Linked DNA regions of Mus musculus: region 1 is linked to region 2. The links are chromatin contacts, found by Hi-C or POLR2A ChIA-PET in ENCODE. All regions are on one chromosome and are shown on one strand. Each heading gives the region's core, a stretch centred on a gene start or an enhancer-like site at or near the end of the contact. The rest is flanking DNA. Distances are from core to core; before and after follow the strand shown. Region 1 holds the start of Pik3cg (phosphatidylinositol-4,5-bisphosphate 3-kinase catalytic subunit gamma). Region 2 holds the start of Gdap10 (ganglioside-induced differentiation-associated-protein 10).

Region 1 (3,869 bases), core at 749-3,248, 620 kb after region 2:
ATTAGGAAAATGAGGTTCCATATGGAGAAGTACACACAGAGAAAAGAGGCACCAGGCATGTCTCATTACTTCTGCCTAACAATATTCACTACAAATAGTAAATTTTAGTGGCTGTATGAGCAATTGAAGACGATCATAGGACGTTTAATCTCAAACCACCGGTAAGCCTAAAGTATTTGAAAGTTTAGTCAGAGAATTGACATTTTTTTCACATGAGTGAACTTAGCTGAATAGTCCTTTCAAAAGAAAAAGGACCCAAGAGCCTGAGTCTAGCATTTCTGAAAGCGTGCATATGCATGTGTGTGTAAAGCTGGAAAGCTGAGAATTAGTCAGCTCACAGTCCCCTCAGGTCAGCGTCCCCTCTGAAGAGCCCTACTCACTTCACCTGCTGTCAGGGCCCCCCCAAACACACACACACACACACACACACACACTGAGTGAAGCATAACTTGGTAAGTCTTCCCCCCTAAACAATTCAAGCTACCCTGAGACTTGTAAAGATACCAACCTCTCAAGGAAGTATGCTTACATAGAAATATGCTTTGGAAAGCTGAAATACCCCCTTTACATATCTGAAATTCAGCAGCCTTTGAATCAAGACTTGACCACTGCTATTGACTCTTAAACCACTATTTTAAAGCTAAGACCCAAAGGACTTTATCTTTTATGTACTGTTTTCCTTGTTGCTGTGACAAAGCATCCAACAGAAGCAATTTAAGGCAGAACGGGAGTTATTTTGGTTCCCAATTTGAGGGTACAGTGCATCGTGGCAGGAAAGTCATGCCGGCAGGATCATAGAGCAGCTGCTAACATTGCATCTGCCATCAGGAAGCAGATGAACAGGGCCTGCCGTTCTCTGGCTTTCTCCCATCCAGAACTGCAGCTCCCATGTTTAGAGTGGACCTTTATATACTTCACCTAAGCCAGTCTAGAGACAGGCTTATAGGGATGCACAGAGATTTGTCTCTTAGATTCCAGATCCTGTCACGTTTACAATCTGTACGAACCATCACAAGGACTGTGTGAGAGGAAATAGAACAGGTCAGAGACTCTATCTCAATATCCACGAAGCTCAAAGAAACTCATGAGGCTGTGCTTCGGAGGGCTGTGTGAGGCTCCTCTATCCTTCTTGCTGTTCCAGCTGGAATCCTTGACAGCCTAGTGGGGGAGAATAAGCCCTGGTATAGAGACCCCTGGAACAGGGGACGACTGGCTATGCTTAGGGTTGTAGAAGGAATTGAGGTTACTTGGAAAATATAGGACTGCTTTAAGAAGAATTCAGAGCCTGCCTCCTCCCTGTTCTCCAAGCCTGTGGAAACTGGAAGCCATCTCTCAGTGATTACCTGCCTGGAGCAGGCAGTTTCTAGCTCCCTAATGTCGCCAGGAGAGCAATGTCCTCCTGTTTTGTCTGACTAATTCATTTTCACACACACACACACACACACACACACACACACTCAGCATATCAGCAACAGGCACACACATTGCATGCTGCAGGACTTTCAGTTTGTGATATTTTGAGACTTGAATGGTCTAGAAGGGAGGCAGGGGGAGGTCTCACCAATGTAAGGAAGTGAGTTCCCAGGCTTTGCTCTTGCAAGCATCCAGACTGAGCCCAACAGTCCACAGTTACAACACACACACACACACACACACACACACACACACACTAGGGCTTATTCGAATTCTCAAAGGGAAATAGATTTCACTACAAGCAATCCAATACTGTGGCTACGCAGCCCTTTCTTCTACTTATTGCTAGCTACACACACGCTTCATTTGTTTATGCCTTGGGTATATTTTTGGTTTGTCTGAGTCTCTCACAATCTTTGAAGAGTTAATTCAAAGAGTGAGAGAAATAGTAAGGCAAACACCGTTCTCTGTTCCGCTCTGCTCTGTGTGTGCTTCAGCAGGAAATGCATTTCTGACACTTTTAAAATGAGCAATCACATGTATAATCAACTTGGTTAAAACTTCCTTCCTGGTAACTGCAACACTTCCTCTGCATCTGGATATGAAGGGAGCCCCAGAAAAGAGGAAGAGACGAGGTGCCCCGGGTAGGTCTAGATTCGTTTTTTTTTTTTTTTTCCTAAAGTAAACAAATGATCCTCCTCCGCATCACCTCCAGGGCTGCCTCAGGTACGACTGCTTTCTGTTGTTTGCTCTTTGCTTGGTATGACTTGGAACAGTAACACCTTCCTTCTCAGCTAGAATCTTTTTGTCTGGATCCATTGCCGGTTCAAGCTGAGCCAACCCCCGAGCGTCTGAGTTTCCTTGTCTCGGCGCGCTTAGACTGTGTACATCCACAAAGTTCCGTCCAGCAAGGGCTTGCAGGTGCACTAGTTCTTTCTGTTTTTGTTTGTGCGGAAAGGGGCGGCCACAGAGCCCGTGACGGACAGGCTCCAGAGTCGACCAAGTGCTTGCTTGGGAATTCTGTCCAGACAGTGTTTTTGTAAGAGGACAAAGCTACTTAGTCCCAGCCATGAGGAAACCCAGTGAGTATTTGGTCAGCCTTTTCTCTTCTGTACCTTGTATCGTGCTATATAGCGTGAGTTCCTGCTGTCACTGAGGCAGATAACTGAGTTATATTTGTATGCTTAAATTTGGACATGTTTTATTTTAAGTTCATGTCAGTATCAAAATAGTTTATGGTTCTTTTCTTTGTTGGTTATTCTATACTATACCAAAAGACCAAAGTGAATGCTTTAAGCTACCAAGCAACAGTTGTTTGGGACAGTTGGTTTCATTTATTTACTAAGTATAGCTTCATTATATTTTAAAAGGAGGGAGAATTGACTTTTAAAATAGTTTAACCCAAGAATTGTACATAAGTTGAGATCCAATGTAACTTGTCTTTTATAGCTTTTAATCAAGATCTCCTTTGGGGTATATAATTAACACTCCACTGTTCTTCAGGAAAAACTAATTATGGATCTCATTAACATCAATTAGAGAGTAAATGATATTTTCTGAAATATTTTGTTTCAATATTTGAATGTGGTTTAGAATATAATGTAGTACCAATGTAGCAATGTTAAATATTAAAATCAAAATTTTTATGAATCATTTTTATGGATTATTTTTTAGTTTTGGAACTCTGAGCATTTCAGTCATTAGTTGATGGGTTCATAGTTATGCTTAAATACCTTGTAGAGGGCAAATACCTAAATATAGGTAATATGATGGGAACAAATTTGTAAATTCCTGCTATGGAGATGAAAATATTAGGACATAAGGAAACTGAATTATTGTTTCGGGTCATGGGAGGGCAGGAATCACGTCTTCTACTGTGTCCCCTCTAAAGCAGAGGCAGGCCAAACCAACTGGCTCAGTTAAAATTACCTAAAAGTTCATATTGGTAAAGTCCATGTATGTTAGCACCTCCCCCTGCCCTAATATAGCAGTGATAGCTGGAATGCTCTGCATTCCATGACCAAAATGGTATGTGTGGGGACACGGCTTTGATTACAATCTTCACCAGTTTTACTACACTTGAGTTTTATGAATGGAATGACTAGCTTTCTTATATAGAAAGAAAAAATGAAAAGAAAGAAGACAGGAAGTTGACTAGGGAGACTGGGTTCAGACAGTTTGAAAATAGAGAAGATGAAGCAAGATTGGGTGTCTAGGTTAGAGAAGTGTGAGACTGAACAGAGGAAATGCATCGGCATTGGCTTGTTCTCAAAGTGATGTTCAGGGTCTCACACCGCACCTTAGGGACTCAGCCTTTGCCCTCCACTGTACTGTCTTATGCATCTGTGAGTTTCAGGGTACTTACAAACAGTTGCCATTTTGAGCCAGTAAATGACAGACACTGTGCTAGATGAGGGTTTAACATATTTTTGTGCACATGTGAGGGCGGTATATTG
Region 2 (4,093 bases), core at 577-3,076:
GAGAAACATGGATTACTGGATGCTCAAAGCAGAGTCAGGAATTCAGAAGTTACCGCCCACAAGTCAGATAAGGAAAAGACCTACCCAGTGTTTCTGGAGGTAAAGAAGGGTTAGAGCTGGATGTGGAGAGCAAAGAGACATCACGGATACCTCCTAGAGTTTGGTTGAGCAACTGGGTTAACAATGGTGCCATTTACCAGGAGTAGTGGCACACACCTGAAATGCCAGCACTCAGGGAAGGCAGGAAGGTTACCTTGAGCTGGAAGGCCAGCCTGGGCTACCTAGTGAGTAACAGACCAACCACAGGTATGTTTCAAACCCTACTTCAGCTTCTTTTCAAATAAAGGGTTCGTTTATTGAGTCAATGAAGACTATGGGAGGGATAAGTGGGAAGATCAAGAGCCCAGTCTTCAACATGAAGCAACACTAAATCAGTTTCGTGTGCTCAGTTAAGTGTATGAAAAGGAAGATCTTGACTCCTGTTAATTTGTCCACTGCCTTAATTTCTATTGCTAGATAAAATGATTCTATGAGAAATAGAAAATTCTTCACATTCCCAGGCAACCTTACTAGTAATCGTTCCTTGAACTGGCAGGGTCCTCGGTGGCTAACAGCTCTGTGAGGAACACAGGAGCCTGTGAATATAGCCTTTAACAGACCTTCACTGCACCTGCTTTTCTGATGAAAAGGTGAGCTGTCTCAGGGCCTGGAGAGATGGCTCAGCGATTAAGAACTGGACTTCAGTTCCCAGCACCCACCTGGGAGCCCACAACTCTCTGTCGATCCAGGTCCAAGGAATTTAGAGGGACCTGGGACACATGTGGCACACAGACATGCATGGAGGCAACATATCTATTGTTAGTTTTCTTTTTTAGCTAGGAAAAAAAGAAGTTCCTACACGCTTCTAAAAGATTAGGTGCTAGACAATAACTTTCGATGTCTAGAATAAAGAGGTTCTAGTTCCATGTTTTAACACAGGGAGCTTTCTCCAAAGCAGGCTGTTAGGCTGTTAGCCAAGCAACTACATGACTACACTCCATCCCCAAGTGTTTCTACCCTTGCGCCACTAGAACAGTGGGGCCTGAGGATAAAGGCACACTTAATGTAAGCAGAATCCTACAGGGGAATGTGCTGGTTTGAATAAGAATGGCCCCCTAAGGCTCATTTAAATGCCTGGTCAGCCGGAGCGGGACTATTAGGAAGCGTAACCTTGTTGGAGTAGGTGAGGTCTTAGTGGAGGAAATGTGTTCACTGTGGGTGCAGGCCACCCAATTCTCCTTCTTCGGCCTTTGAATCAAGCCTAGCTCTTCCAGCACCAAGTCGGCCTGCAGGCTGCCATGCTTCCCACCATGATAATGGACTGAATCTCTGAACTGTAAGCTACCCCAATTAAATGTTTTCGGAGAGTTGCCACAGTCACAGAGTCTCTTCACAGCAACTGAACTCTGACTAAGACAGGAAATTAGGTGTAATTTTCTCTAGTTGCTCCTTTAAGGTATTCCATAGGTTGACCTGAGATACTTTCTCAAGATCTTTCCTCATAAACTGATATCATATCACCAAAGGCAACTGGTACTCACTTGCCCACTTCTTCAGTTACACTTGTATTTTTAACTGGTAAGAAATAATTAAGAGCCAAAGTTTAAAATGCAATGGGCTAACATATTCAATGCCACAGAACAAGTTCCATCATATGGGCAACACCTACAGCAGAGTAGGCTCTACTATCCCCATCCTGGCTGACACCCTGCTTCACTACAGCTAATGCAATATATGGGGGAAAAAAGCAAAAGTTATCTGCTTCCCAGGAGTTTTTAAAATTTGTGAAGCCCTGGAAATTTGCTGCCACAGAAGATAATTTGTTGCAATTCAGCTCTGAAGCATAAACTGCTTGTAGGAGTTGGTTCTCTCCTTCCACCATTTGGGTCCCCGCCTGAGAGCAAGCACCTTTCTTTACCTGATGTTGCCAGCTTTACTGTCTTATTTCAACTGTCCAAGTTTCCCCTACAACTTATAAAACTTACTTGGAGAAATATATTTAAAATATCACCCTCTTCCTTAGGACAAGGTCTCATATAGCCCAGGCTACCCCATACTTCCTATGTAACCAAGGGTGCTAGGTCTACAGAGGTATGTCAATGACTGCTACATGCATGTGTTTTAAGGACAGGAGAAAAAAAAAAAAACAACAACAAAAGACCAAAACGCTGAGTCCTAGCACTGCCCCTCCTCAGTGGTAAGTGCTGGTGCCATGGACCCATGTCCCAAGCCTGTAGTGTTTACTCAGAAGCACGGAAGAGGAGATTACAAAAAATGGGAACCAGTGAGAGGAAAAGATTGGAAGTTCCAGTCAGAACCAACCTGGTCATATGATTCTCATCTCTCCAAATCTCTTCTGCAATAATTCTCAACTTCCTGTGTTCCTCAGCCATTGGCGAACACAATGTCTGCCGGTTTCATTGCCACAAGGAAGTTAGGCAGCTCTTGGAAGCGTCCCTAAAACCAACCTTTCTCCACCCTGGATTGTAACGCCATGTTGTTCCCTCTGGGTTCCTTCACTCCGTATAAAGGAATGACGGCAGAGTGCTGGGCCCTACGTCGAGGCCTAGGAAGCCTCTGAGAAGCAAGCTACCCTGGCGGCACATCTCTCAGTGGGGTGATGAGACCTGAACACTGCTGAAGGACTACTTTTGTGTATTCTGTCTTTTCCAGCCATAGCACAATGACAGTGTCTTCTGCTAATCTGCTAGAGATAAAATGTTGAAAAAAATGTTAAAACTATTCTCTGCTGTAGGCGCTTATTCAGGAAAAAAAGTATACAGTTTTGTGGAATCCAAAAGAAAATCATCTTTGACTGCTTTCTGGTTATTTCTGATTATCCCAGAGGTAAGTTCAAAGGAAAAACCACGTCTCCTTTACAGGAAAGTCCCGAATGCAATCCAACCACCGAAATGGCTGGAGTGGCTCACACCCATTCTCCCTAGCTGGGTTAGTGCAATGTCACTAAAGCTGGGTAGGAGATGTGCCCTAAGCAATTCTGAAAATATAAATGATTGAAGCCGTAAGAGCAGGCCCTTTTTATTTGGAAAATAAACTCAAGATGAAACTGAAGAGCTGCATCTGCCTGTGTTCTCAGGTCCTTATTACACACAATGAAATACGAGATCCCAGAAATGGAAGTGTGCTTCAAATGCCCCTGCACTAGCCCCGAGTGTCCTGCCCTTTCTTAAGGACACTGTGAAAATGTATCCCACATGTTGCTATATGCTTGGCCACCGCCTTCTCTGCTGTGTAGTTTAGGAAACCATTTCCCTTTAATTTTAGAAGAATCTCTTCATCCTCCAGCCACTCTCTTCTAAACAGCCACGAATTTTTGAGATCTGACAAGAATATATAATTGCCAAATGAAAGAATTTTCATTACTTGTAATATCGTGCTTAGCACTCTTGCTACCTCTCTACCTAGGATTAAAAAGACAAGAAGGATAAATACTTTAATATTAGCCCCCTGAGACCACCGGTCAGGAATAAAATTTATTATATGCAAATAAAATTCCCTCAGCTAAGCAGGACTTGCTAGGACATTAGAAAGCTTTAAGATTACTTCTTAACTAAACACATCTCCAAAACACCACTGTGACCTGCAGCAGTGTCACACTTGGCACTCACAATGGCGGGAGGAGCTACTGCTTTCTTTTTGATAAACCCTGTAGTTCCAGCTGCTCCTTCTCTGCTATGTAGAGCAGACTAGCCTGGACCTCACAGAAGCCTGCCTCTCTGGTTTCTGAGTGTTGGGATTAAAATAATTATGTGCCCTCCTAAGCCTGGACTTTTAAGTCTGTTTATATTTCCCTTTACGTTCAATCGTTTACACATAATACAGTAAAATATCTGAAAATTATCTTGGGATATTTACTGATATTTTACTTTTACAAAATGAGGCTTTTCTAAAATCACTAAGAATACCCAAAACACTTCAACTGAACTACATCATGCAGAGATTTTAGAGCCTCCAGTACCACAACAGAAATGGTAATAATCTTGAAAAGGTGATTTCCACTTTAAAATCCCATCTGAAGTAGGATGTGGAGGCA

Evidence for each region. A loop is a pair of places that touch in the nucleus more often than their neighbours do. ChIA-PET counts read pairs that join two places held with the same protein, here RNA polymerase II (POLR2A).
Region 1: a map of T-helper 17 cell shows a loop between it and region 2 (2.8-fold over the local background). The contact joins the promoter of Pik3cg here to the promoter of Gdap10 in region 2. A Hi-C loop is called at or near these places in 1 of 37 maps with a recorded cell type or tissue (T-helper 17 cell). POLR2A ChIA-PET finds 5 or more read pairs at or near these places in 1 of 5 experiments (embryonic stem cell).

Annotation. Positions count from the first base shown.
Region 1 is chr12:32,206,788-32,210,656 of GRCm38, reverse strand. It overlaps Pik3cg (phosphatidylinositol-4,5-bisphosphate 3-kinase catalytic subunit gamma), which reads left to right and starts at 1,998. Exons shown (of 11, transcript NM_001146200.2): 1 at 1,998-2,139.
Region 2 is chr12:32,821,849-32,825,941 of GRCm38, reverse strand. Gdap10 (ganglioside-induced differentiation-associated-protein 10) reads right to left here and starts at 1,826. Exons shown (of 1, transcript NR_045032.2): 1 at 1-1,826. The region is part of intron 1 of Nampt (nicotinamide phosphoribosyltransferase); the gene reads right to left.